Regions from separate parts of the Homo sapiens genome. Here regions 2 and 3 are each linked to region 1. The links are chromatin loops, found by intact Hi-C in ENCODE. Cell type or tissue: ascending aorta. All regions are shown on one strand. Links, peaks and the distances in the headings refer to the core of each region. The heading gives the core; the rest is flanking DNA. Region 1 holds the start of CPXM2 (carboxypeptidase X, M14 family member 2). Region 2 has its middle 84 kb from the start of GPR26. Region 3 overlaps CPXM2 (carboxypeptidase X, M14 family member 2).

Region 1 (9,822 bases), core at 548-8,547:
TCTAGAAACTGTCAAATTCAATTCGAAACAGCTAAATAAATGGAATTAGAGAGCAGAACGTTGTCAAGTTCATATGAGGAAGAACATTCTAGCAATAAGTACTCTTCATCCACTGAATGGTGAGAGTCCATCCATGGAAGCCTGTGAGCAGAGGCCGGGCAGCTCACTGTTAGAATCTCGCAATAAGCAAGAATCTGTGCTCAGTGTCCACTTAGGTCCTTAGAGTTCTAAAATTCTCGGATGGATGAGTGTTCACAATGAGGACCTCAGAAACTGTACAGTACCAAAATCCTACTGCAACCTAAGAAAAAGATTCTACGGTTCCATATCCTGACAGTGGTGGTGGTTCCATGAACCTGTACATGTGATAAAAACTACAGAGAACATGCCTACAAATGCATGTAAGAACTGGTCAAATCTGAGTAAGGCATGTAATCTAGTTAACAGTATCACTGTCAACCTCCTCATTTTGATACTGTATACAACAGTGACTCCCATCCCCCTGGGGATATTTGGCAATGTCTGGAGACATTTTTGGTTGTGACAACAGGGGGGAGGGTGCTACTGGCATCCAATTTGGAGTCCAGGGACACTGCTAAACATCCTGCAATACACAGGAAGGCAACCCCCTTCCTCCTCTGTTGGCACGTACACACAACACACACACACACATACACAAACAAACACACAATTGGCCCAAAACATCAATCCTGCCAAGATTGAAGTATCTTGTACTAGAATCATCTAAGAGGTTATCACTGGGGGGAGCTGACAAAGCGTACATGGGGCCTCAGTGTACTATTTTTGCAATTTCCTGTGAGTTTATAATTATTTCAAAATAAAAGCTTAAATAAATGTTTTTAAAGATTCCATTCTGTTTAATATATTGGGGCTCTACTTCTCTGGAAACCTGTTAGCCACTCATGGAAAATGCAATACTCTCAGTTAGCCAAAGGGTTCAGTTCTCCAAGCATCTCCATGAATGTCAGCATGTCACACCCATTGGGCATTTCTGTGGTGGTGCGAAAGAACAGCCAATGGTCAAAGCCAGAACCCACATCAAGATCAAATCCCCAATGCCCTTGGCTCCTTGCATAAACCCCGCTACAGGGTTAAAACAGGGCTCCCTCCTAGGGCCTACCACATAGAAAATCTGCCTGTGTGGGGAATCACTGCTGAATACATCTTTCCTTGCACTCACCTTTATGCAAAACAAGAGCTATCTGGGAAATATTTTATCATCTGCAAAGATAAAGTACATATAGACTTTTAATTAGTTATATATGCTTTTATACTGTTATGCATCTCTAAATTGAACCCCTCACTCCCACCTCAGTGCCTCATACATAGCATTGCATCATCCACCCAGTGAAGCAAAGTACAGAAGTTTGCATTAAACACTCCAGGCCACAGTCCAATGTTCCTTCCTATGTAAGTGCCTTCCTAAGATATTCCAAAACAATCCAATGCAGAGATAAGTGCTTCTATTACACCACGAGCAGCATATAGATCAAGCCGCTACTTAAAGTAGAAAAAAAATAATTTTCTCCTAGTGTAGTTTAACTGCACAAAACTGTCACTGATTCCCCTAACTAAGTTCACGCTTAAACCAGTCTTCCCACTTTGGTCCAGGGCAGAGGATTCTGCTGAGCAAACACCAAAATAAAAAAGGACAGGAGTTAAAAATATGAGATAAATGTCACACTTGTCTTGTCATGGTTGGGGAGAGCTCTAAAAAAGCCCCACAGAATTCATTAGAAACACAGCTGACATGGTAGCAGGTCTGCAGGCAGCTGTCCCAACAGGCCTCTGATGTGAGTCTCTAGATCTTCCGAAGACGTGTTTTCAGTATGGGGCTTGGAGATCCCGGTGGATGCCAGGGCTGCGGTGAACTGGGCAATGTGTCCTGCAGGAGCAGAGGCTAGGCACCGAATCAACAGGCTCCCCCATGGCCTGTCTCTACCTGCAAGATGGCCTTCCAAAACCAAATGAGCTTTTTCTTGCAAATTCAGGTTACACTCTGATTTCTCCTCCAGAGACCCCATTCCAAGAGTGGCAAGAGCTGTTTCTCCAAGGACTAAAGAGAGTCACTTCCCCATGTAACCCCTGAGTCTGCAGACACATTAGTCTGTGGACACTGCTCAGGCCAGGCTGTGACTTTCTGAGATGTGTTTTGTAGGGAAAGAAACCTATCTTAGGAATGATGTCCGGTCACTTGTACGAGTCCCCAGGACAATCAAGCTGACTTACTTGTCAAGTCTTAAACATCACCTCTTCGGGGAAGCATTACGCAAGCCCCCACAGATTCAGTGAGCTCCCCCAGCTTGTTTGTTACCTTAACACCCCACACTTTTGTGCAACCCTTAACACAACTGTGATTACTTTCTCAGAGTTCCCAGCTAGTTCCATGTGGTGGGGGGCGGGGGCTGGGGGGCAGGGAAGAGGAACGTCTTGCTCTCCCCATTCCTAGGATCTCACCCAGCACCAGTGCTTAGCAGGTTCTTGGTAACGGCCTGTGGAATGAATGAAAGGTTCACAGGAAGACCAGCACATAAGCGGGCAGGCACACTGGAAGCTTTCATTAAAAAGGTTTTTACAGCAATTGACAAAGTAAAGTGAGGTGGCAGGTGCAGTCTTCCTATTTGCAAACGATGATGAAGTTAAAGCTCAGGAAACTGAGCCATGATTCCAGATCCCCAAGTTGATGAGCCCTAAACATGGGTGTTAGGCCCAGTCTTCAGACTCCCAGTCTGGGGCTCTCTTCCACTTTCCCCCTTAGCACTACCCCCAGTGACTGCCAGAACCCAACATACATGTCTCCTGCCTACACCACCCTACCATGCCCAGGACGGAGCTAAGCACATTGCAGGCACTTAAAAAAAAACTAGAATGCATGTGGATTTGATTCAAACTACCAAACCAAAAAGGCCTTGAGTTAAAAAGGACAGAAGAAAGGCTTTCAAATATCCCAAGCCAGCAAGTGACGCTGAGCAAGTTACTTAAACTGTCTGAGCCTCACCCACCCTTCGGAGCCACTGAAAGGATGAAATGAAACTGGCACATAAAGTTTCTAATGGAGTCACAGTCGACATTCTACAAATATAAGTCTCTTCCCACTCCTAATCCTGTTATTAAGCCACTGTAGCTCTTAAACATCTGAATTCCCATAACTCTCCCTGAAACACTGGAAATTCTGGATGTGTTCAGGGTTGTCACACAACTCAGAAATCTCCGCCCATTCAAAGTTGTCCACAAATGGAAGCATGCCAGGGCCTCTGCAAAGGGGGGTGCTCATATAGGTCCACCCTTTCAGGAGTTCTGTGTCCTCACCCCTCCTCCACTTTCCCACTGCCCTGGCTGCTGACTTTCGTGAGCAGTTTAACCAAACAAAGACGATGCCTTCCATACCCGGAGCCCTGTAACGGTGGCACCCGCACGTATCTCCTTTCAGGAAAGGCCATTGCGAGGCCAGAGAATTTGGCCACATTCCTGCTCATGCCCCACTCTTGAAATACCAGGCCTGCAGCCCCTGCAATTTAAGCAAAGAACATTTGGAACTAGAGAAAGCCCCACTTCACAAGGTGGTTAATAAACTACGTCATTTAGTGGAAGTCATTTTCCTAAGAAAATGAGGTTGGCAGAAACTGAAGATGGATTTGAGAAGGGTATGAGACTTGGATGAAAGACGGAGCACTGCAGGCAGCCAGGGAGCCCCCAAGCCGGAGTCCAGGCTGCAGCAGACTCCAGGCACAGACTCCCCAGTGGAGGCTGTGCCATCCTGCCCCAGCCGGGCAGAGGACCCAAGAGACCCGCTGAGAGTGGGAAGGAGGGAGCTGAGAAGGGACACGACTGGGTAAAGGCCTACTGGCAGAGCTTTCCCTAGAAGGCCATCTGCCAAAACAGCCAGCCATCCACATCCCCAAAGCGGAAATTCAGCCGCATTTGAGGATTGAAGAAGTAGGCAGAGAAGTAAGAGGCATCCAGCAGAAAGACCCTTAGCTCAGGGGATTTCAAGCTTGAAACAAGAACTTTGACTCTCATAGGCAGCCTCCCAATTGCACAGCTCCCTCTTTACCTAAGGGCATAAGCCAGAGCTGAAATGCATGTCAGGGTCAAGGACAAGTTCTGGGAAGCTGGGCGGGCCGGCAGGAAGCGCAGATACAGTCCCTAGGGAGGCAGAGGCGGCAACAGGGAGATTCCCGGGACTGGCCCATCCCAGACACACACAATGGGAGAAGCCAGTTGTCCCCTGGAGGCGCGCAACCACCGGCGCCCCCTCGGGCTGCCCAGCGCAGAAAGTTCCTTACCTGGTGGAGGCGGCTCCGGAGCCGACTTCTCCCTCTTGGGAGCTTTCTTGGGCTTGGTGGCCCTCTTGGGCGGCCTGGGCTCCTGCGGGCGCCGCTCCCACTCCTCCCCGGGCCCCGCAGGCAGCGGCGGAGAGAAGGTCTCGAGCTCGGGCTCCGGGCGCGCGTAGTAGGGCTCCCGGCTCCAGATCTCCTGCCCGTAATAATCAGGGTCCTCGAGGGCTGCGCCCTGGGCTCCGACCCCGGCCAGGGTCACTGCCAGGAGCACCAGGGCCAGCGCTGGGGTAGCGGTCCCCGGGCGGGACATGCCTGCTCCGCCCCGCGCCCAGGGCAGGGTCACGGTCACCGGGGGCGCCGGGCGGGCTGCGGGCGCAGAAGCTGGCGCGGGGCAAGGGCGCAGGGCACAGCAGAGCGGCGCGCTTGGGCGCGGGAGGCGGCCGGCTGGCTGCGCGTGTGACCGGCCCGCGGGGCTGGGCTGGGCTGGGCCGGGGCGGACAGGGGCGCGCAGAGGCGCGGGGCGGGCGCAGGGGGGCCGGCCCCGCCCTTCCTTCTTCCCTCCCTTTCCCGGCGACCCCTCCGAGGCCGGTCCTTGGAGGCAGGTGTTCCAAGCAGCCAAGCCCAAGAAAGCCCCCTTCCCCTCCCCCGCAGGCCAGCCAGCGTGGGGCCTGCTTCCCCAGAGACGCTAATGAGTTTCAATCTTAGAAGAAAACACTGAGGCCCGCTGTTCCATTCCTGTTTTACAGGTGGAGAAACGTGACCTGAGAGAAGAAAAGATTGGCCCAGGGTCCTAAAGTAAATCAGAGCCCAAGCAGCCTCCAGCTCTCAAACCGTGCCCCGTGTGCTGACCATTCCGCAGACGTGGACTTCCCACTAGCCATGCTACTGTTTCAGGAACTGGGAATGAGGAATTCCTGAGGTTCCCGGGGTTTCTGGGAGTAAAGTTCCCTGGGAGCAGGGCCTAGGGACCCTGGAGGAGCCCTCTCCCATCTGAGACTGTGATTCTGTTGGGTCTTGGGAAAGACAGTGACGTTACCCCAAGGTGGCCATCCAGGGGTCACAAGAGGGTTTGTGGTTCATCCAAGAGCAGGCTCTTGCCCAGAGGGTCCTTTGAGAAAGGGCCTCCTGCTTTGGACAACTCTGCATGGGTTCTTTATGCGGAGCCCAGGCCCATGGCCCTGCGGCTTCTGCTCTCCAGGCGGGGATGTGGGGAACCAGGGACTGCATCGTTTCCCTTGCTGCTGTAACAAACGATGACAAACTTAGTGGCTTCAAACAACACCTATCTCACAGCTCTGCAGGTGAGAAGGCTGATGCGAGTGTCACCAGGCCAAAATCAAGGGGTCAGCAGGACTGGTTTCTTAGGGGAGCCTCTGGCGAAAAGTCCACTTCCGGGCTCACTCAGGTATTGGCTGAATTCAGCTCCTTGCGGTAGTAGGACTGACGTGCAGTTCACTCGCTGGCTGTGGGCTGAGGCGCCTTTCCTCCTGCTGGCTGCCTGTGTTCCTCCTCATGTCTTCTGCAGGCTCCTCCAGGCCTCTCCCTGGTCCTCGCACGTGGGCCCGGCATCTCAGAGCCAGAGCTGGCACAGCTTCAAATCGCTTCCCTTCCTGCCACATCTTTCCGCCTTCCAGCTAGAGAAAATTCTGTGCTTTTAAGAGAGTGTGAATAGATGGGCCCACCCAAAAAATTCAGTATAGTCATCCTATCTTGAGTGGTGACCTTAACCACATCGGCAAAGTCCATTTTGCCATGTTCCCTAACTTTTTGCCAGGTTCCGTAACTATCTCTTGTTCTAGGTATTCAGGTGTAGATGTCTTTGGGAACCCATGGAGTGCGCTACAGGGACAGACTGACCCTCAAGCCTGCATTGGCCTGTCACCTTCCCAGTTCCTCTGGGTCTGTGATGTGATCCTACGATGCCACTGAGCTGAGTCAGGGCACCAGGGCAAGGCCTCACCATTGCCCTGGAGTGAGGACTTCCCTAGAGTGGGGGCTCCTGAGACCCCACAGTGGGCAGGGCTTGGACCAGGAAGGTTGTCATTCTCTTTCTGCGCAGGCCACTCCACCAGGCCATCTTTTAGGGCCAGTCTTCCAGGCTTCCAGTTTGAAGGCCAAAGCAGAATGACCAGAGGGAGAGGAGGAGGCTGCTGGTTGAGGCAGGGCCTGTCTGCAGGGACCAGGAGGCCTTGGTCCTGCCTGTCAAACCCCCAGGACGCTCTGGAATCCAGAGCCAGCAGAAGTCCTCAGGGTGAGAGGGCAGGAGGGTCCCCTTCCCCACCCACCACTCTTTGCTCCCCAACCCTTCCTGGATCCCCACCCACCCTCCTCCATGGCCTATCCCCAGGGCTCACTCCTGGGGACTGTTTTATCTGAAGCCAGGCACTCCAGACGACAACACAGTCTTTAGTGGTGAAACAGAAAGCGGCTCCAGCAGCAAGCAACACACCCAGCGTTCCAGCGAGCTGTGTGAAGCGCTAACAAGAGGCTGGCCTGGCATCCTGGCCAGAGGGACTGCAGAGGCAGCCCAGGCCAGGACGGTGCCCTGCACCACCTCCATCAGAACCCCCAGAGCTTGCTCAACAGCAGACCGACACCCAGGCGGCACCCCAGACCTTCAGAATCTCCTAAAGAGTGGGTTCAAGTACTAGCATATCTAAGAAGTTCCTCAGGTAATTCTGATAGCATCCAAATTTAAGATGAATCTTCTCCCTCTCATTTTACACAGGATCCTGAGGCCCAGATTTACCTGAGGACACACAGCAAGCTAGTGATGGCCAGGACTAACCCTGCTCTGCTGCCTTTAACCAATATTTAAAGTCAGGCCATATACATCCCAATGGCCCCAAGCCCATGAGTCCTGAAGACACTTTACCGCTTTTCAGCACCTCTTAGGTGAGTAACATAACATATACCCGCTCTGCAGTGTCTGGTAAGTGTCCAGAGAAGGCCCTACCCAAACATGCCTCTCAACATGTCCCTGGAATAAAGAAATGAGTCCCACTTATTACTGCTCTCCCTATCAATGCTTGCTTGTTTGTTTTCCCTGGAGAGACACATAATTAAAGCAAGTAGGACAAATAGAACAAGAATCGATTGCACTGATGCCAGTTCTCCCAACACAGAAGCCCACGGCACTGTTCCTGGAGCCTCCTTTGTCTACCTCTGGCTCCCTCTCTCTGGTGCTGCCCGTCCTGGAAAGGTGCAAGGCACAGTCAGAGCTCATGAAGTTTAGGAAGATAGGGCGGCAAAGCTGACCTCATTCTCTTGGTTTGCAAGCCTTATTCTTTCTCCCAACTCTCACCTATCTGCCTGGGAGGGTCCTGCGTTCTTCAGCTTCTCAGATGAAGACCTCCCTGGTCATCTTGGCCCCATCTCTCCTTCACCTTCTAATACATAGCAGTAAGTCCTGCTGCTCTCATGGCACACATTCTTTAATCTGCCTCTTCCTCTGTTCCCACTGCCCATCACTCAGCCCATGGTTCAGAGACCCATGGCAGATGATGGGAATCCGTGCTCAGCAGGTCTCGCTGTTTGGGCCTCTCTGATCTGCCGTCCACTCTTCCTTCAAGGCAACAAGCCATTCATTCTCCCTAAACACCCGTTAACAACCTTGCTCCCCGACCGAAGAATCTGCAGGGCTAACCAATCCCAAGTAAACCTAACCCCTCTAGGTAAGGTTCAAGGCTCACCAGCTCACTCAAACTTGGCTCTTTCCACTTGCCACTGGGCAACAACCATAAGACAGATTCTTTTTTTTTTCTTTTTTTTCTTTTTTTTTTTTTTTTTTTTTTGACAGAGTCTCACTTTGTCACCCTGGCTTGAGTGCAGTGGCACCATGTCGGCTCACGGCAACCTCTGTCTCCTGGCTTCAAGCAGTTCTCCTGCCACAGCCTCCCAAGTAGCTGGGATTACAGGTGCCTACCACCACACCCAGCTAATTTTTATATTTTTCATACAGACAGGGTTTCACCATGTTGGTCAGGCTGGTCTCGAACTTCTGACCTCAGGTGATCCACCCGCCTTGGCCTCCCAAAGTGCTGGGATTACAGGCGTGAGCCACCATGCCCGGCCAAGACAGACTCTTAATGGCCTCCTGCACAGCACTGATAAGCTCTGTGATTATTATAATATGCTAACTTTGCATCTTCCACAGAAACCAACAGAATATAAGAAACACAGAAAATTTCAATAACTCCTTCTGCATAACTAATCTTGCCTAGAGTCTTTCACGGCATCAGCCAAAGAATGTTTCTCTCTAGGACTTTTTTGTTCTCAATCTAATAATTTGTCTGTTTAACTCAGGACTGGAACCCTCAGGAGGGGCTGTGAGTCTCTCCGCGTAGTGTAAGTAGAACTCCAGAAAGCACTGATTCTCCCTGGATGTCAGCCGTGCTATAAACCAGACACACCAGTCGGGGGTAGTAATGGGGGCAAACTGGGAAACCAAAGTGGCAGTTCAGAATCCCCCCCAGTTTCTGAGTTCTTCAAATGGTGTTCTTTAAAGTCAACCATTGTTTGCCTCAATTGAGAATCTGCTAAGTGCACTTCTGCTAAGCAAAATAAGCCCATGTTTGTCCATTCATTCATCCCTTAGACAGGATTCTGCTAAGCCAGTTTCTGTTATACAACATAAATCCATACTTGTCTGATAATCCTCAAACACCTTACACGGCTAATAATTTTTCAAATATTTATGAGCCCCACAAAGGAGATTTATGTTAAGCTGCTTGGCAAGGAACAATAGAGTGTGCAGGTCTAGAGAACATTCTGTTGAAACAAATATTGTCAAGACATCAATATTTTTATAGCATTTTTCATTACGGACTTTTCACACCTGCTCATTTCCCTAATTATCCCTGAGACTCTTACACTTTCAGAGAGAATGAAAATGGAATTTTTTGAAAGATCATTAATTTGAAAAATTAGCTGCTATATAAAGAAAAATACATACTCAGGCACAGCCATTACTAAAAATATAGTCTTGAGATGGATGCACAGGGAGAGAGATACTAAGTTGTTATGGCAACTATCATTATAATTACAAAGCTGGAGGGTTTTTCTCGTTCATTACTGTGTTGAGATGTGATAGTTTAAATGGCAGTGTCCTTTGTGATGTCCTCAATCTCATTACTACATAATTACCCATTTCATATTTAATTTTCAGCATGTTTGTTCTTACTCCCATACCCTGTACATTTGGCATCTTTTGATAAGCCTTATTCTTAGTTCATGGGTCCCTCTTGCAACTTAATTCCTCTCCTCACTATTGCCTCCACTCTGTGGTTTCATTTTCAATTTGACCTTTGGGACACTTGCTTTGGCATGAGATATTCCATTTGTAAACAGTAAGATGCTGTTGCAAAAGCTCCTAAGAAACCACATGAACAGGCACCCAGGGAGACACTGAACGCAGGATACACCGGAGCCTGCTGAGCGGCCTTGGAGGCACTGTGTTTCTTGGCCACCTACTATGTGCAGGATCATTTACAGAAGTGATCACATTTGACCTTTGTAAGCT
Region 2 (9,822 bases), core at 788-8,787, 310 kb before region 1:
ACTTCCCCCAGACACATTCAAAAGCAATTTTCACTTCCAGATAAAAATGGCATTCCTTTCTCTCAACAGCAACAAAACAACACACACACACACATATGCACACACACACATGCACACACAGGAAGGGAAAAAAGGCCCAAACCAACCCCATCAATCAAACAAGGAAATGGCCATGGCCCCAAACTACCAAACTACAGCCCGTGACATGCATGGGCCACACATTCTGTGACATCTGGGCCAAAGCAAAGCAGGCCACTGGTGTCCACACAACCTCCTGAGGCCACAGGTAGGATGCAGAGTCCTGAGAGAAAGTGAAAGTGATGTGGTCCTATAAGGCCTATCAAATGATCTGTAGATTGGAATAAGACTTAGAGGTGACAGGGGAAATGTCCCCAAAGAAACTCACAGTGTTCCTTTAGAACAGAGGTTGGCAAATGATGGCCTGCAGGCTGTTTTTATGAGTAAAGTTTTATTGGAACACCGCCAGGCTCCTTCATTGGCACACAGCCAGGCTCCTTCATTGGAGCCCTGAGCCACCATGAGAAAAGTCTAACGGCCCTGCTGGAGAAACCATGTCAAGGGGCGCTGAGACCCCATGGAGAAAGGGGGCACTCCAGACAGCCCATCCTTCCAGTTGTCCTCACCACAGCCCCAGGAATCTGAGGCCATCTGGGATCCTCCAAGACCAGACTAGTCACCAACTGAATGTCACTGATGGCTCCAGCCATTGCCATGTGAGACAGAAGATGCATCCAGCAGAGCCTGCCCCAAATTCCTGATCCACAAAATCATAAGATATGATCAAATGATGATTGTTTGAAGCCACTAAGACTGCTGCATTTGTTATGCAGTCGTAAAGACCCAGAGAGGGCAGAGACAAAAGAAGGCCCCTGCTGATCTACCCTTTTCCTAAGGGAAGAGCTGAGGGTATGAGAAGGGAGGGAGGCTGAGAGCACAGAATCACAGCATAGATGGGCCATGGTGTAGTGGGATGAACTGTGAGCCACACCATTTTTTAAACTCTGAAAGCTGAGCGAAGGCAGGCTTCTGCAGCAGAAAGAGAAAGCATTTGGTGAAGGGGTGTCCAGATGCAACTTAGTTGAAGCTGCAGTCTCTCCCAGGCCACCTCAGCACCCTCCTCCCTACCCTTCTGAGGCATTGAAAGCCATATTGGAAACAACAAAGAACAGAATTGACAACTAGTGTCACACAGGAGTAACAGAGGACAGATGGAAAAAATGGAAAAGAACAAAGGCATGCCATAGAGTGTGGGTGTCTGTCCCCTCCAAATCTCATGTTGACATGTGATCCCCAATGTTGGATGTGGGGCCTGGTGGGAGGCGATTGGGTCCTGGGGGTGGATGCCTCATGAATGATTTGGTGCCGCCCCACAGCAATGAGTTCACACGAGACCTGGTTGTTTAAAAAGGCCTGGCGTCTCTCTTGCTCCTTCTTTCACCGTGTGACGTGCATCCTCTTTCTCCACCTTCTGCCATGAGTAAAAGTTTCTTGAGTTCTCACCAGAAGCCAAGGAGATGCTGGTACCATGCTTGCACAGCCTGCAGAACGGCGAGCTCAATAAAACTCTTTTCTTTATAAATTACTCAGTCTTGGATATTCCTTTACAGCAATGCAAATCAGACTAATACGGCCTGAGAGGAAATTTAGAGAAGACAGTAGACATGAAAGACCAAGAAGACCCACACACACAATATTGTGTTTCTGAAGACAAGAACAGAACACCATCTATCTCATCTCACTGCCCAAACCAACAAAGGTTCTCCACTTGGAAGGACTCATATGATTATCCTGGGACCACCAGAATAATGTCTCCACCACCAGATCTTTAATGGAATCAAACCTACAAAGCCCCCTTTGTCACATAAAGTAACATATTCACAGGTTTCTGGGATTAGAATGAGGACATTTTCTGAGAAGTGGGGGATCCCTATCCTGCCGACCACAGTGGGTGATGGTTGTTTCTTGGAATCGGGATTTGGAGTTGTTTTTAGCTTCTTTATAACTTCATAGTGAATATAGGTTATTTTTACCAAAAAAATACGATGATTGTTAGAAATTCAAGGCAACTTCCTTGCTTCTCTTGAGTCTGGCTGCTTCACCTGATGGGAAGCTGTTTCAGCATATTCATAAGCTGCCAGGCTGTGCGCCGAGGTCCCAGAGCGTGTCACTGCAGGCAGCACTCCTCAGTGTCCCTCTTTCTCTGGAACGTGTCAGAGGACCCCTGGAAAATATTGGTGCACGTGCAAACCTGCACAGCAAGAAGGGGCTTAGACAGCACAACAGTAACTGCCAACATCTGGGGAGAACTGGACTGCAATGGGGTGGGGCAGAGGGAGCTTCCTGCCTTTCTTTCCCTGCTTCTCATGTTTAATCTTCACTACAAATCAGTAAAGATGGGTTCTGCCATCACCCATCTCACAGAGAGTCCAAGGGTAAGCAACTTGCTCAAGTGCTGAGGTCACATGGCTGTCCTCCATCTGCACAGGTGTGAGGAGAAGGAATTTCTGTGTCTTATTTCCACAGTGAAAAGGAACCAGAGCCAGTAGGAAGGGTTTTGGATGCTGGTAGATAAAAGTGACCAAGAATTGCATAGCTCCTCCAGGGTTTTCTGGATTCTACAAAACCGTAATCTTGACCCCTGCGCATAGAAACCAGGATATAGACATTTTTTCTGGCGGTCTTTCCTCCTTTCCCTCCTGTATGTAGAAGGATGGGGAGGGAGCTCCTTAAATGGGACTCTAAATCATTCTCCATCCCAACTTCTCTAGAATGTGACCTATATCAGAAGTCCTCTCCACCTCCCTGACCCTCTCCCTGCTCAGTGGCCCTTTACTCCCCGAGGATGCACACATCCAGGACTTTCTCACCTTACAAGAAATTCTTCCTGGGCCAGGGCTCCATTGATTACCCCCTTGCCTTCCTCCTCTCCTCTCACAGCTATCTCAATTTCACATTCGAGTAGATTTGCCTTTCCAACTTCCTCCCATTGCCCCAGCAGGCTGGCTCCCGTCCTGTGCTCCTTACTGTGGCTGCCCCCTCCAGCTGCCCAGGCACCCAATCCAGAAGCCGGGGAGTCAGCCTTGACCTCCTTCCTCTACGTCCTCAACCCAGCCTTCACCAGGTCCTGCTGATCCTATGCCCTATGCAGTTCTCAATCCACTCATGTGCTTCTCTGCTCATGGCAGCTTCCTAGCCAAGTCTTCTTTCTCCATTTCTCCCTAGCATGGCCTCCTTTCTGCATTTTTCAATGTCCCCCTCAGTGACAACTCCATGCCTCTTCTCCCCTACCTGCCCCTCCAGCCTCACCTGGGCCACTTCCTCCTTCTTGAACTTCCTTCTCCAAGGAGCCCATGTTTTCTTCAGTTTCTCATGAAGACTTTTCCATCACTGGCTTCTCTCCAAGTCTCTCCATTTAGAGAGCATCCATCCTCTCATCCCAAACACACACACAGACAGGCACACATGCACACACACAGGCACATATGCACACACACATGCCACACTATATCTACATGGTGTATATGTATTCGATCACTCTCCTTCTCTCTCTCTGTAACACTTCTTCACTCTCAGCTCCTAGACTCACTTCTCTTCCTTCCCTCCACCCCCATGTGACCTTATGACCCCTCCCCTCTGCCCCTTCTCTGGACTTCTGTCAGGACACACATCTGACCTGTAATTGTCTATGTGTCTGCCTCCCCTGCACAGCTGTACTCTCCTTGACATGGAGAATGCTGTCTTATTCATCACCTTTGGACCTGGCTCATCACAGGCATTTAGGGGAGGTTTGCATGTTTACAGAATTGAATGTCAAGAGCAGGACTTGGTGCCATGATGACACCTGCTCCCTCCACCTCTTCTTGGGAGCTTGGAGGACAGAAAGCCCCACTCATCCACTGAGCCTTCCTCTGTTCCCCAAACTGAACACAGTATCTTCTTTAATCTCACAGCACTTTGAGAGGTAAATACCATTCTAAGCCCCATTTTACAGAGAAGGAAACTGAGGCTTAGGAGGTTAAATTAATTGTGCAAGAAAAATGAGCATTTCCGTTTTAATTTTATTCTGTATGACTCTACAGTTCTGTTTTTTCCTGTGTGCTCTACCAGAGCAGCTGAGGAAAAAGTGGAAAAGAAAAACAAAGTGACAGCTCAGCTAATGATATGTTGACAAAGTGGTTTGTGGTTGTGCCTGTGCACGTGTGTGTCCATATATGCGTGTGTGCAGGTGTGTGTGCACGTGCCTGCATGCGTGTGCATATGTACATATGTGTGTGCATGTGTGTGTGCGTGTGAGTGAGGCATGCTCAGGCACACCCCCGCCCTGGAGCACATGCGTCTCTCTTTCTGCGTGATACTCAGCAGTTTGTGAACTACCTTTGGAGCCCGTAAAGTGGAGATGAGCCCCATGCATGTCACTGAACTCAGAACATGGGGAGCCTGGGTTACAGATCCACAGAATAACCAAGACCAGCGTGGCAGGGGCCTCCAGGGGCCGAAACCTCCAGGTGAGTGCCTCAGTGAGAATCCAGTCCCAGGAACACATTCACTCTCTGAAACACTGCTCTGGTCTGAGCCCCCTCTGCTTCCAGGGGCCTGACCTTACCTGACCATGCATGAGAGTCAGAGGCCAAGGCACAGTTGCCCTCCTCTTTTTCAGGGTCTCTGTCTTCAGTTCTGAAAGTCCCTAGTCAAAGCCTGCAGGGTTTCTGCTGCCAGCCAATGACCACTCGGGGGAGCCCGTGAGCCATCAACCACAGATGTTGCCTGGCCAGAAGGGATCTGTAACTAAGAAGAAACTTGGCAGCAGGGGAAGAAACGAGGTGCCTTAGTAGGTACCGGTTTGAGCTTTTCTCATGTCCCACAGCAGCTAAGAATTTGTCACTACTGTTGTGGCTTCTAAAAGAGCCACCTGTGTCCTTGACCTTGGATATGGCAGAGCTGGGAAGGACATACTAGCTCACTAGGACAGGGGTGGCCAACTTAAGCAGGTACAGCCTGGCTCTGCCATGGAATTGCTGTGTGACCCTGAGTAAGCCACTTGCCTTCTCTGGGCCCTAGTCTGCTGCTCTCAGGATTCTTGGGTAGAAGTGACAGAACTATGACTAAGTGAAGCCACTGGGCAGCTCATGGAATTCAGAGGAGGGGCAGAGAATTGATGAAACAAGAAACAAGGGGGCTGTCACCCCAGGGCCCAGCAAGATCACCTGGCACTTGTTGGCCTGCGGGGCCACCTCTCTCCCTCCTACCTGCACTGACTACTCCCAGCTCTGCTGAAGGACTCTGGCACCCCTCTGCCACCCTAGATTAACCTGGCTGTCTCTGCATCTGTGTGCCCTTTCTGCACGGTAGGTTCCTGCCCTGCATGGAGGCTACCTGGCCAACAACCCACCTACCCAAGGATGGAAAAGGATGGAAAAGGAGATTTTGGCGCTCTTTATGTCCACAGTGCAGAAAGGGACCAGCCCCCAAGTGGAACGGGTTTTGGAGACTGGTGGCTAAAAGTGACAGATGTTTGCCACACTTCTTATTTGTATATCAAGATCTGATTGTTAAATTGTTTACTGTTGCGCTTTAAACTAACAATGGCAGCAGCAACAGCAATCTCAAATGCAGGTATAGCACACACCACGCACGTGCAGGGCATCATTCAAATAGCTTATGTGTATCAACCCGTTTAATCCCCGCACAGACTCCACGAAATAGATTCTATTATATCCCCCCTTTATAGGTGAGAAAATTGAGGCATGGAGAGTTTAAATGCCTGGCTTAAGTTCACACAGTTGGTAAGAGGTAGAGTGGGAATTTGAACCCTGGGAGCCTGGTCCTCTCAAGCCTGTGTTATGCTGCCATGTCGGACATTAAATTTCAGCATCTTCAATAACACTTGATATCCAGGGAATGAACCAAACAGCACGCACGCACATCAGCTTGGAGTTTCTCTGCTTTTCTAAACCTTTCTTCTCTTTACGGTTTAACGACAAAACCACTTTTCTGTCTGTAGAGTTCATCCTTACAGGAAAACTTTCTTGTTTTTGCTGAACAGGAGAGAAGTCAGTAAATGCTATAGAAAGCACAGCCTGTGTCGGGAATGGAGATGAAATATTTCTTTGTTAGACATGCCATCAAAAAGTCCCGAAGTTGAGGAAGAACGCAGGTTTATTTTCAAATAAATGCTCACTTGGACTTTGTGCCAAACTTGCGGCGTCGGAAGGGTGGGAAAGCGGTGTCGCTCTGCAGGACCCAGACCGCCAGGGGGCAGGCCATGCCTCCACCAGACTGCGGCGAGTTTTGACTCCGGAGGACTCTCCAAGTCGGGTTTTTCCAGAGCAGGCTATTTGCAAAGCAGCCAGGAGGTGTGGCTCCGGGGACTTGAGTTGTATTTTTATCTGCTGCTCACTTCCAGCAATCTGGCACACATTTCTCTTTGGCACACAAAGGAAGTGCCTGCCGCCTGCAAAGCATGAATCACTTTTTGGGAGAGGTGGTCTAGCTCTCCCTTTGGGTGGACTCAAGCCCCAAATGTAATTGCCAACATGATCCCCCACAGAGGAGTTTATTTCTGTCCTCCTCCCCCGTTCTCCAGGGGTGGCTCCGTTTTTGCCTCTGGGCAGAGTGGGATGCTCCTGTCCTGTTCTTCAACATGGCCACGGAGCCTGGAAGTCAGGCGGAGCCGGCTCCTGTGGAGGGTGCATTCCCTCCGGCAGAGGTCAGCTCAGCAGAACACCTGAATGTGCTTCACACGGCCAGATCGAGCCCCCGAGGCCCTCCCATTTGGGGAAGAAGGAAGGGGGACTCTCCCTTTGGCCACACAGCCCAGATAAGCAGGGCATGGTCCCAGAATTCGAGGTGAGAGGCTGTGGGTGTCTCCAGGGGCGCGCCAGGCAGCCTTCTGCTCTGTCCTGGGCCATTCCAGCCCCTGGGTCCCATACAGAATCTGACTCCCCAAGGAGCAGGGTCTCATTCAGAGGCAGCAGCCCGTCTCCCACAGGCTTCGCTCCTTCCGAGGCCCAGTTCCTGGTGGAGGAGACCTCCCAGTCACCAGCGACTCAGGTCCCGCTCAGGACGAGGGCACAGCAGAGGGCGCCTTCGACAAATGTGAGTGTGGCTGATTCTCATGGAGTCTGCTTTGGTCTCACCCATACCCTTGGCTTCATGTCACCCTGTGGAAACGTCACCTCCTCCAGGAAGCCTGCTCTGACTCCCTCGCTTCTTTTGCCCCTCCTTTATCATAGCACTCTGTCTACACACTCAACGGTGGAGATCTGATCACAAGCCTCCCGCACTAACACTGTTTCTTGAGGTTAGCCACCAAGTATGAGTCCTCCAGAGTCCCAAGACCTGGCTGAAACCCAGAATAAATGCCCTGGAATCAGAATTGAATTAGGGGATGAGAGCTGTGTGCCCTCCACCCCACAGTGACAGCTGTACCCTTACACACACAGGCATATGCGCCTCTCCATGTGTTTTTATCCTACATAAATAGGATTACATGGTGTGTGTTATTCCACGACTTGCAACAGCCTCCTAGCCCCTGCCCCTGCCTCCAGCCTCAGCCCAGCAAACCCATCTCCATGGGACAGGGAGAGTGAGCTTCCTCATCTGACCCCAGCAGGATTCTGTTCAAATCCCTCCCAAGGCTCCTGCCTTGTTCCTGTTTGCAACCCAATCCCCATTCTCCCCTCACTCCCTAGTCTGCCACAAGGGAGTCTGCCATGCCCTTAGCACCTGCTGACCCTTCCCTTCATCACTCCAGGAGCTCCAACTCTTCCTCCAGTGTCACCTTCTTTGTGAAGCCTCCCCAGATTCCCCCAGAACCAGCTGCAAGCAGGAGCTTCCAGGATATGCCTATGTGGGAAGCAGCTGAGATGCCCCAGGACTTTTGAGCCTCCTGGCCTGAATAGAGAGGCTGCCTTCTTCCTGCACAGAGTTTGGAAAAAGCTAAGATTCCCAGGCAACCTTCACCCTGCTGCAGAAATACCACAGAGCCTGCCGCATTATATAGCCAGAAAAGAGAAGAGACCCTGATTCACAGGCCCAAACGCTGGCAGTGCATTTAGCATCTGACAAGAGCTAGATGACCTGCTGGGGGACTCTAGGCCCTGGGAAACAACAGGAAGCAGAGTCTGCCCCTTTGCAAAGCCTCATCTGTGTATTAACCCATTGGGTCATCTGAGAAGGCAGGGCAGAGACAATGAAGAGAGGGAAGCCCAGAGAAGTTGAGTGACTGCCCCAGGCCCCACAGCAGTGAGTGGCAGGGTAGATTCCTCATCACCCTGACCTCCCGCCGCACACCTGAGTCACTGTGTGAGTTGTGGGGCCTCTGAACAGTGCTTCAATAGTCCTGAAGCCTCCCCATGCCTGGAAAAGTCCGGCCCACGTTAAACACCTACCATGTGTGGACCAGACCGCAGACTGCTGCACCTTGGAAGCCCACACAGCCAGGGAGCTGGAGACGGCTTCTTAATTTATGCAGTGGTTTGAACTGGAAAGTCTAGGGTGGAGGAATTTGGAGAAAAATAGAGTTATATTTTAAGTCCTCTAGTAGATCTTCCCATTCAAAAGAAGCACATGGTGAGTTCATTTCAAATGCAAATATGTGTTCTAATTTATCTGTCAGTTGGGGTTTTTGAGCCTTGATTTAATGAACTTTGTATTTATTGCACAATCAACAGAGCAACAATCGGCCTGTTTGTGTCTCTTGAGTTTGTTAGGGCATTTTGTATAGACGTTTCCAATTGTGATGTACGGGAATGTGTCAGCATTTCCCTTGGTGATTTCTTCCAGAGCCGCAACATTTAGAAAAAATTTTACTTTTCTAAAGAAGTCATAAATACTTCATTTGGGCTTTTTCTATAATTCATTTTTACATTTTACACTTTAACTTTTGAAGATTGTGTTTGAGGAGTGAATCTAGATACTTCTTTGCTTTCATCAGATCACAAATGAATGAAAGTGAATGACCCCCACTGTTTTGTGCACCCCTTTTTACCATTGGCTCTTTGTGTCTTTCATTTATTCCACTCTTCATTCTCTCCCCCCCTTAATATATAATATTGTTTTGTGATCCCAAATGTCTCAAAATGGAGTCCCTTATGACAAGTGACTCAGACCACAGTGAAACTGAAGGCCCCCCAAGGGCCGGGCATGGTGGCTTATGCCTGTAATCCAAGCACTTTGGGAGGCCAAGGCAGGCAGATCTCCTGAGGTTGGGAGTTTGAGACCAGCCTGACCAACGTGGAGAAATCCCGTCTCTACTAAAAATACAAAATTAGCCAGGTGTGGTGGCACATGCCTGTAATTCCAGCTGCTCGGGAGGCTGAGGCAGGATAATCGCTTGAATCCGAGAGGTAGAGGTTGCGGTGAGCCGAGATCGTGACATTGCACTCCAGCCTGGGCAACAAGAGCAAAACTCCATCTTAAAAAAAAAAAAGAAAAGAAAAGAAAAAGGAAAAAAAAAAAAAAGAAACTGCAGGCCCTCTCAAAGTCATCAACATTATGTATGGTGGACTGAGGTGAGAATATGTGCCAGGCACAACCAAGACCTGACAAGAAAGTGAAGCCAAAAGGCAACTGAGATAATGGCCATGGACATTCCTGCAGATGCCATAAAAACAGCAAAGAAACTGACCATGGCTAAGACGCAGAGGCTCTGCTGGTGACAACTCAGGCCTCTTCTGCATGGGCAGTGGTGCTGGATGCTCTGATGGGAGAAGAGCTGTGGCCCTCCCACCCCCAAGTTGGTCAGTGTTTTGAGGGGAATTCGGACCAGTCGGGTTCATCTGTCAGAGTGCTCCCAAGCTA
Region 3 (9,822 bases), core at 810-8,809, 90 kb before region 1:
GAATGTTCTCTGTGGGGTTGTTTACAGAATCCAGTGATTAGAAACAACTGAACTTCCAACCGTCTGAGGCAGATTGAAAACATGGCATTTTTTCCACGGGCTAGGGGAGAAGCATCCCAAAGACAGATGGTCTCTAATGGTTTTGATGACATAAAAAAACTTGCACAATCGAATAAGTACACATAAATATAAAACACACAAAAAATATGACCAGTGTGAGGGTAAGCAGTTAGGTAGATAGATCTGTCTTTCTCACCAACATGAGGTTTGTATTCTAAAAAATCTGAGGTTGGCTAGCAAGATCATGAATACTACGGGATTGAGAGAAAAACAATTAAATGACCTTCAGTATGCTTCAAAAATACAGGAAATGTAAGTTCATGAAGAGGGGGTTACTACAGAAATAGCATCAGAGCTGGTACCCTGCCCCAGGCAGTGCTGGAAGGGACTACGAGTCCCATAGGTAGCCAGCCCTGCACCTCACACTAGGCAGGAGTGGGAAGGCCTCACTGGAGAGTTTGGGGGATGAGTGACGACTGTGCCCCATGTCCCCACAGCCTGACTGCGTGGGTGGACTGCGGGTGAACAGGAATGTGAAGTTTCCTATAGGCCCCATGAAGTGATGAGGCCCTGTAGGGGGTGATCTCAGGCCAGCCACCTTCTTTGGAGATGTGTGGTCAGGATGAAGAGGCTGCAGCCTGCAGGCTCCATCCAGGCACAAGCTTGGAATGCCTGAAAGGCTGAGACAGAGCAGCCTGTGCAGAGAAGACATTACCAAAGATGCAGGTGGCACATGTGAATTCAAACCCCCTTTCTTCAAGCCACCCCGAGGTTACCCCCAAATATCTCATGTGAAAATAAGGCAAGTGGAATACTACCTGAGTAAGCATTTACCCAAAGACACAGGCTTCCAAGAGCAGCTACTTCATCAGAAAAAGACTGTCAATGGTTTAGAATGAACTTCTACTCCCTCCTACCCCACCGCCACTACCCAGTGTAATGGTATCTGCCAATGACAGATAAACGTGTTCTCCCAAATTTCAACATAATTTTCTTTTTTCTCACTTCTGAGTGGTAGGCATCATCTTAAAATCACTATAGGCAAAACTACACTTGGCAAGGGACTTTAGTAGCCCGATTGTTCACTGTGCTTCCCAGTGGGCTTATGGGAAATGTTTACTCATTTTCTTTTTGGTTCACTTATGTTTTCTAAATATTCTACCATAGACATGTATTTTTTTACATAAGAAAACAACTGCTTGGTTTATTATTACTTTTTACCTTTTTATTTTTTTGAGACAGGGTGGAGTGTAGTGGTGCTATTTCGGCTCACTGCAGCCTTGACCTCTGGGCTCAAGTGATCCTCCTGCCTCAGCCTCCCAAGTAGCTGGGACTACAGGCTCACTCCACCATGCCTGGGTAATTTTTATATTTTATTTATTATTTATTTATTTTTATTTTTGTGGAGACAATGTCTCCCTTTGTGGCCCAGGCTGGTCTTGGATTTCCAGACTCAAGTGATTGATTCTGCCTCCTCAGCCTCCCAAAATGCTGGGATTACAGGCATGAGCTACTGTGCCTGGTCTGCTTAGTTTATTTTTATTTGTCTTGGCTGGGCATCTGTTTTCCATCAGTGCTCCCACCCTGCAGGAAGCACAGGAGGGTGAACTCACCTGGCAGTGGGCAGCCCAGGATCTCCATTCTCATGCAGATGCTCCCATTATCAAACCAGGACTGAGGGTTTATGCGGATGTAGCGGGCCACCATGGGGACGGGTAGCTCATTGAGAACAGGGATCTCCTTCTCACTGTTTCCCTCAAATATCTATTTATGCTCATGGGAGAAAAGGAAAATCTTTTAGTGCTTAATTACCAAGGGATAAAAAGTCAGAATTCACTCATTCAACAAGACTTTATTGAGGAAAACCTAATGTGTGCTGTGCATTGAAAAGAAAAAAAAAAAAAAAAGAAATGAATCAGGCCTGGATCCTGCCCTCAGGAAGCCTCCATCTAGTTGGTATGCAGGGAGTGGGGCTGGTAATTATATACTGTAGAAAAAATCTATCGGTGTCACGGCAAAAGGACAACTAGAGAGCTTTGGGATTTCAGAAGATGGAGAGGACCAGGCAAAGTTTTGGGGAAGAGGGGCTGTTTGAACTGGCATTGAAGGAAAGCTATTTAGATCCGTAGGGATGAGAGGGTATCCAGAGAAAATGAACAATGAGTGCAGAAGCCTAAATATTGGATTCATAGGCAGAAGAGCAGCTGTTTCACTTGTACAAGGACACAGGACTGTGTGTAGGGGGTAAGAATGAGAAAGAAGGTTGAAAAAGGAGGCCACAGTCAAGACTAGTCAGACTATGTAAGACATTGGATACCATGCTAGGAATATGCACTTGAGAATCTGAGGAAGAGAGTGACAGGATCAGGACTAAGCTGGAGCTAATCATGGAACTAAAAGGCCAAGGTCACCAAATGAAGTTAGGAAACTATTAAGAACAGCTGCAAGGGGCCCTAGCATGCCCCATGCATGCAACTTCCAGGGCTAACTTGCAAATTACATAAAAGGCTGCATTCCTGCAGTTGCCTGATGGGAGTAAATAAAGGCTGAATTTTACATTAGCTCTAAATGTGTGTCACTTGCTGCTGGGCTTCAGGGCAGGGAAAGGGTCTCTGTCCATCAGACTGTAGTGGTAGGTTTGAGTTGACAGAGAATCCACAAATCTCCAAAGAGTTGATCATACATTGCCTCTCTTTGCAAAACCCCACCCAGCCAGGAAGAAAGGCATGGTTAAATGGAGGATGAGACTCACCATGTCTCCAGATCCATTCTTAACAGTGACCCACGTGTGGCTGTCATTGCTCACCATGACCTTATAGGATGTCACCCAGTCACTCCTATGAGAAAATAAAACATCATTAGGACTACACACTTTAAAATGTTTGTTCTTCCATGAAGAGGTTTAGAAGTGAGGAGAGCAGGTGCCAGAGGCAGATGGCACTGGGTCAAACCCTGGCTCCAGGACATTTACAGCTCTGTGACCTCAGTCAGGTAACTAACTGACCCATCTATGCCACTATATATTCATCCATAATATGGGAATCATAAAAGCATCAACCTTAAAGAATTAATGTAAGCCTCCGTTTAATGCCCTTTAATCACTTAGAACAAGGCCTAGCCCCTAGTAATCACTAACCGTTGATCACAGATGTAAAGATATACAAATGTGTACGTAACTGTTTGCACTGAACACCTACATCACACCCAAGAAGCTCAGTGGAAAAATAATCTGGGTAAAGGTTGCAAACCGGTTTAAACATTTTGGTTAGGAAGCTGATTTGGGAATGTAACAAATGAGATTTTACCAATCACAAAAATAAAATGTTGAGTCTCTAAGAGATACTGAGTTTCTCCTTGGCTGTCACAGCCACACAGACAATCCCCACCCCAGGAAGAATCCAGTGATGGCTGGACCCAAATAAATACCCCCATCATCACACCCTACTGCACAGAAATTTCTGGGGGTAAATTAGCCATAATTTGACTTTCCAGAGTGGAGGTTAACCTGATAGCCTTGGCAAGAAAAGCGACCTACATCTTTTTTTCTCTCTGCCTCAGTTTTTTATAATATTAGTTGTTGAACAATATAGGAAAGTCTTCCTGAGTACACCCCCTCTTTTAATTTTTTAAATATTGGAACTAAGAAGCAATTTACTAGTTTTTTGGTTTTTTTTTTTTTTTTTTTTTTAGAAAATTCTGCCCATTGAAGTATTTGGAATCCTTTTCCTACTTGCCTGCTTGCCCTCAGGATTCAGATCTATCCAAATAAAGTTTTGAGTTTCCTGTCTGAATTTATACTGCCCAGTAGAGTTTATTTCAAAAGAACAGCTGGTTCTATGCATTCTGGTTCATCCGACTGACTTGTCATGAAAATGATTCTTAGGTGATTTTATACATGCTTGGAAACAAACCCTCATCTCACACCTTCTCTTCTTCTCCTCTCTCCTCCCCACCAGCTCTGTCTGAATACCCGTTAGAAGCCAGAATCGATCACACACCACATTCCTCCTCTGAGAGTCACCAGTTTGAGCCCAGGGCTGGGGAGGGAGATGCATTAGCATTGCCTTAACAAGAAAAGCACCTCGGCAACAGCTCCTTCCTTTGCCCTGGAAAATTATCCACACCCAAAATAGCAACCTGTTTCCCACACACAAATAATTTCCGAATGACTTGTAGCTGCCGTTCCTTTGCTGCCTGTTTTTCAGCTGATAAGGCCCGAGGGTGATACAGCAAGACAGACAACAGAGGCGGGAGCTGTATCCTGCCGAGAGAGAGGTGATGAATGTAGGAAACCCCTCGGTCAAGAGAAGCACAAGACAATAAGAGGGGAGTAAAGAGAAAAATAAAAAGAAGTTCTCCAAAGAAAAAGGAGAGGGCAGGGAAAAAAAGGAAATGAAAGCCAAGTCATAATTTCTCAAACTCAAAAAAAAAATAAGAATACCAATCCCCTACTTATGTTTGAATCGTAATTGTTTCTATGGCTCAGAACTATCTTCTGAACTGCAAAGCTACATCATATCCTCCTGCCTAGTTGACCCCTCCACTTAAAGTCTCTGCGACATCTCAAATTTAACTTGCTTTAAACGAACTGATTCACGCCTTCCGCTCTACACTCTGACGTGACAGTCCACCAGAGGCCCTGCCCCAAGAAAGGTACTGCCATTCACCCAGGGAGACCAAAATCCCAGTGTTAGCCTGGGTGTCCCACCTTCCCTTCCTCCCTGATACGGTTTGGCTGTGTCCTCACCCAAATTTCATTTTGAATTGTAGCTCCCATAATCCCCACATGTTGTTGGGGGGACCCAGTGGGAGGTAATTAAATCATGGGGGCAGGTTCTTCCCATCTCATTCTCATGATAGTGAATAAGTCTCACAAGACCTGACGGTTTTGTAAAGGGCAGTTTCCCTGCACACGCTCTCTTGCCTGCCGCCAGGTGAGACATGACTGCTCCTCTTTCGCTTTCCACCGTGATTGTGAGGCCTCCCCAGCCATGTGGAACTGTGAGTCCATTAAATCTCCTTTTCTTTATAAGTTACCTAGTCTCGGGTATTTCTCCATAGCAGTATGAAAACAGAATAACACATTCCCCTATATTGAATCCATCACCAAGTTCTGTCAATTTTAACTCCCGCATTTTCAAGAATGTATCCAACTCTCTCCACCTCCCCTGCCACCACCCCAGTTCACTCTCTCAGGCCCCCTGGCATCTAAATTGCTCCCCCATCTATCTTGCAGGCAAGAGCTTACTTTTCTAATGAAATATGATCATGTCATCCCTGCTTAAAATAGCTCTTATTTTAAGTATTCTTATATTAAATATTGTGCTATCTTAGTATTAACAAAATCCCCATCACGTTCTACGAGACCCTTGCTTGCCTTGCGTTCTCCGTGTTCTTTCTTTCAATTCCTAATACTGTTTATACTCTCTCTTGCCCCAGGGCCTTTGCACATACTGCTGCAGCTGTTTGAACTCCTCCTCTTCTCTCCTCCTCTGTCTGCCTTTAAATTATTCAGACCTCATACCAAGTAAAAAAGCTAGTCTTAACCCTTCAATCTAGCCAATTTCTTTCTTATATGCTTTCTTTCATAGTTTAATTCAGTTTGTAATTTCATACTCCTTTCTGGAATTACTTGATACTGTCGTTCTCTCCCACTGACGTATAAGCATCTCACAGATGGAGGAAGGAGGGCACATGGCACTTGGAGGACAGAAAGGATGCTGGTGCCCCAGGAGAGCAGAGGAAGGGACAGGGGAGCAGAGGCCAGGGCATGGTAGGCTTTTAGGCCATTTGATAGGAGTGGAACTTCCTCTGCCAGGCAGTAGGGAGCTACCCCTCTTGAAGTTCGCCAAGGGTGGTCAAAGTACCTGAAGACCAATTAGAAAGTATCCTCTACTTCCAAAAGTTCCACCATAATAGAATGCTTGCCAATCAGAGGCTGTCTTTGTTTTTTCCCTGTTTAGAAAACTAACTCCCCTTTCTACCGCCTTTGAACCACTGCCGAAATAAGCGTGATCACAGATGGGTCCTCTTGTCCTAGGTTTATAAAGGCTTTGTTCATTTTGTTTCAGACCTAGTTTCGTCTTTGATAATTCTTATCGTTGCTTATAATTATGCTTTATTCATTCTCACTGCGTTCTACTACTCTACTCTGAGAACAGACACCACAATTTATTTATCCATTTTATTGCTAATGGGGATTTGAGTAGTTTCCAGTTTGGATTATTAGGAAGAGTGCTTCTGTGAACATTCCTGCATGTATATTTTAGTGAATTTATACAAAATTCTGTTTGGTGTATAATTAGGAGTGGAATTGCTAGGTCATAGGGTCAGAGGGTAGACATGCTCATATACCTACGTTCAGCCGCATTATTTTCCAAATTAATTATACCTATTTGTACTCAGACCAGCAATAAACAAGAGTCTGGTTATTCCATGCTCTTATTGACACTTGTTATTATCTTCCTTTTTTATTTTAGCCATTCTTGATGGATGTATCCTTTTATCTCATTGTTGATTTATTTTAAGTTACTTGGTGACTAATGAAGTTCGATATTTTGTATGTTCATTGGGTATTTGAACACCATCTTTTGAGAAGTGCCTACTCAAGTTTTCCCCCTTTTTCAATTAAGTTGTCTGTCTTTCTCACATTGATTTATAGAGCTCTTTATACATTCTAGATATGAGTTGAATATATATATATATTGCAAACATCTCCTCCAATTTGTCTTCCTTTTCATCCTCTTTGTAGTACCCTTTTTTTTTTTTTTTTTTTTTTTTTTTTTTTTGAGACAGCGTTTTGCTCTGTCACCCAGACTGCAGCCTCCCAGGCTCAAGCAATTCACCCACCTCAGAGCCTCCCAAGTGGCTGGGACTACAGGCATGCACCACCATACCCAGCTAATCTTTGTATTTTGTTTGTTTGTTTTTGTAGAGATGGGGTTTTGCCATGTTGCCCAGGCTTGTCTCAAACTCCTGGGCTCAAGTGATCTACCCACCTTGGCCTCTCAGAGTGCTGGGATTATAGGTGTGTGCCACCATGCCCAGCCTGTGGTATCTTTTGATGACAAAAAATTCTTAATATAATCCAATCTTAGCCATTTTTTTCTTTATGGCTTTCAGTATTTTTGTTCTTTTCAATAAATTTTTGCCTACTCCAAGATGATAAAGATATTAACTGATGTTTCTTCTAAAAAACGTTATTGCTTTACCTTTCACATTTAAGATCTGCAATCCATTTGGAGTTGATTACCATATAGTGTGACGGGTCAAGATACATGGTTTTCTTCTGTTTTTTGTTTTTGTTTTTGTTTTTTTGAGACAGAGTCTCTCTCTGTCACTCAGGCTGGGGTGCAGTGATGCGATCTCGGCTCACTGCAACCTCTGCCTCCTGGGTTCAAGCGATTCTCCTGCCTCAGCTTCCTAAGTATCTGGGACTACAGGCACGTGCCACCACGCCCAGCTAATTTTTTGTATTTTTAGTAGAGAGGGGTTTCATCATGTTTGCCAAGATGGTCTCGATGTCCTGACCTCATGATCTGCCTGCCTCAGCCTCCCAAAGTGCTGGGATTTACAGGCATGAATCACTGCACCCAGCCCAAGATACATGGTTTTCTATATGGGCTTCCAGCTGACCTAGAACCATTTATATGGTTATTTTCCTATTGCACCAGAGTGGAAATTTGCTATAAATCATGTGACTGTATATATGTAGGTATGTTTCTGGATGCTCTATTCTGTTCTGTTGGTCTACTTCTTATCCTATCCTAAATCTGTCTTAATGTCTATTGTTTTATAATACATCCTTATATCTGATAGTATATGTTTTCTCACTTTGTTTTTGCTTTTCAAAGTTGCCTTCACTATTCTTAGATCTTTGCAGTCCTATATAAATTTTAAATTCAGCTTGTCAATTTCTAAAACAAAGCCTCTGGATTTTAATTGGGTTAATATTGAATATATACACCAATTTTGGGGGAACTGACCTCTTTACAGTATTAAATCTTCCAATCTATAAACATGGTATATGATCCTCTTTATTTAGGTCTTCTTTTATTTATCTTTTGCTAGCTTTATTCCTGGGTAGCTGATTTTTTAAATGATTTTACATGGTATCATTTTAAATTTTACTTCCTCCTTATTTGTTGCTGGTATGTAGACACATAGATGCTTTTTATATGTTGACTTTGTACCCAGCTACCTTGTTAATTTTTTAATTAGGTCCAATAGTTTGTGGGCTCCTTTGGATGTTTTTATGGATATGATGATATCCCAATGACAGTTCTGATTCTTTATTTCCAGTCATTAGGTCCTCTATTTCTTCTTCTTGTCTTATTATACTGGCTAAGATGTTCAGTCCAATGCTGAAAGAAGTGAATAACTGACATCCCAGCCTCATTCGTGAGATCCAAGGGAAGGTTTCTATATTTCACCACTGAGTAAGATGCTTCCTGTAGGACTTTTTCTACTTTTTTTCTTTTTTTGTTTGTTTTTATTTTAATCAAGTATGAGTTCATTCTTTTTCACATAACAACAGAGTCTGGATGTTTGATGCTGCTGGCACTTATTCAGCTAGTCGACTGTGTAAGAACTCAGTTTTCATACTCATTATCTCCAAGTTCTACGTGGATGTGGCAAGAGGACTTATTACACATTCATTTTACATACTTGTCATCTCAGAGTTCTAAGAGGACATCCATCTGCTTTCATTCTTCATATTGTCTCAGAGTTCTAAGAAAACATCAAGATGTTTTCATTTTCATATATATTGTCTTTAGGTTGTAACAGAGTTGTTTCAGCTCTGTATCATGTCAACATTCAAAAATATTAAATCAATTATAAATATTATAAATTATAAATTTTTAAAATGACTTATGTCCTTCCTGGTGCATTCTTTAAGTTTGATTTACGATTCTTTTTATATAGCTTCTTGAGGTCACTGATTGTCAGTTTTTCTTCTTTTCTAATATAGCATTTCAGGTTATAATGTTCCCTCTGAGCACTCTTTAGTTTCATGCCATAAATTTCGATAGGTCATATATTCTTTGCCATTTAGTTCAAAATATTAATTCTTATTGTGATTTATTCTTTGATTATGAACTATTTAGAAGTGTGTTGTTTAATGTCTAGGTACTAGATATTTTCCAGTTACTTTTTTATTACCGATTCCTAGTTTAATTCCGTTGTGGACAGAGAACATACTTTAAATCATGTCAGCCCTTTGGTTTCTCTTGAGGTTTCATTTGTGGCTCAGTATATGGTCAACTTTGGCAAATATTCTATGTGCACTTGAAAACAATATCGGCTCTGTAATTGTTGGATGCAATGTTCCATACAAATAATTTTGATCACTCAAAATTGATCACTGCCAATATTAAGATTGGAAAAAAAATCACAAAATAATCAGATTTTGATTACTAGTTTCTCTTTATTGACTTATTAGTTATACACTCACAATATTCTTTTCATAATTCTCTTAAGATTACAATATGCATCCTTGATTACTACAATCTAATTCAAATGATAATTTCTACTACTTCCATGGTAATGCCAGAACTTCACAACACTTCAAGTCCATTTACCCCTCCAGCTTTTGCATTATTTTGGAATTCATTTCCAATTCCATATGTATTTTAAATTTTATAAAATATTCCTACTACTGTTGTGTGTAGTTAATGATTATAAACCTACTCATTTATCCTTTCTGGTATGCTTCATTAATTTTGCATTTCCACGTTTCCATCTGAGATCATTTTCTTTCTG

Evidence for each region. Hi-C counts contacts between places; a loop is a spot of excess contacts. Peaks named below come from ENCODE experiments on the same cell type or tissue, not always from the same donor. Only the 100,000 strongest peaks of a DNase experiment are listed, where the experiment ranks them.
Region 2: a loop joins it to region 1, with 6 times the contacts of the local background. A loop is called at or near these places in 7 of 110 quality-filtered maps.
Region 3: a loop joins it to region 1, with 4 times the contacts of the local background. A loop is called at or near these places in 4 of 110 quality-filtered maps.

What each region holds. Positions count from the first base shown.
Region 1 is chr10:123,887,049-123,896,870 of GRCh38, forward strand. CPXM2 (carboxypeptidase X, M14 family member 2) reads right to left here and starts at 4,759. Exons shown (of 14, transcript NM_198148.3): 1 at 4,308-4,759. The coding sequence starts at 4,611. It overlaps LOC105378534 (a long non-coding RNA gene), which reads left to right and starts at 6,656. Exons shown (of 3, transcript XR_001747622.2): 1 at 6,656-6,935; 2 at 7,030-7,196. In ascending aorta, for the core only: a CTCF peak has its summit at 4,352; DNase peaks (open chromatin) are centred at 3,383, 3,883, 4,023, 4,893 and 2 weaker places; H3K4me3 peaks cover 3,786 bases; H3K27ac peaks cover 5,819 bases.
Region 2 is chr10:123,577,564-123,587,385 of GRCh38, forward strand. No RefSeq gene overlaps it. Among named protein-coding and RNA genes, the nearest start is that of GPR26, 84 kb to the right of the region's middle. In ascending aorta, for the core only: CTCF peaks have their summits at 4,746 (motif pointing right) and 6,248 (motif pointing right); DNase peaks (open chromatin) are centred at 4,738, 6,348 and 6,828; H3K4me3 peaks cover 477 bases; H3K27ac peaks cover 525 bases.
Region 3 is chr10:123,796,303-123,806,124 of GRCh38, forward strand. CPXM2 (carboxypeptidase X, M14 family member 2) reads right to left here. Exons shown (of 14, transcript NM_198148.3): 5 at 2,813-2,897; 6 at 1,674-1,824. Among named protein-coding and RNA genes, the nearest start is that of CPXM2-AS1, 24 kb to the left of the region's middle. In ascending aorta, for the core only: no CTCF peak of the experiment used is centred there; a DNase peak (open chromatin) is centred at 4,239; H3K4me3 peaks cover 893 bases; H3K27ac peaks cover 4,223 bases.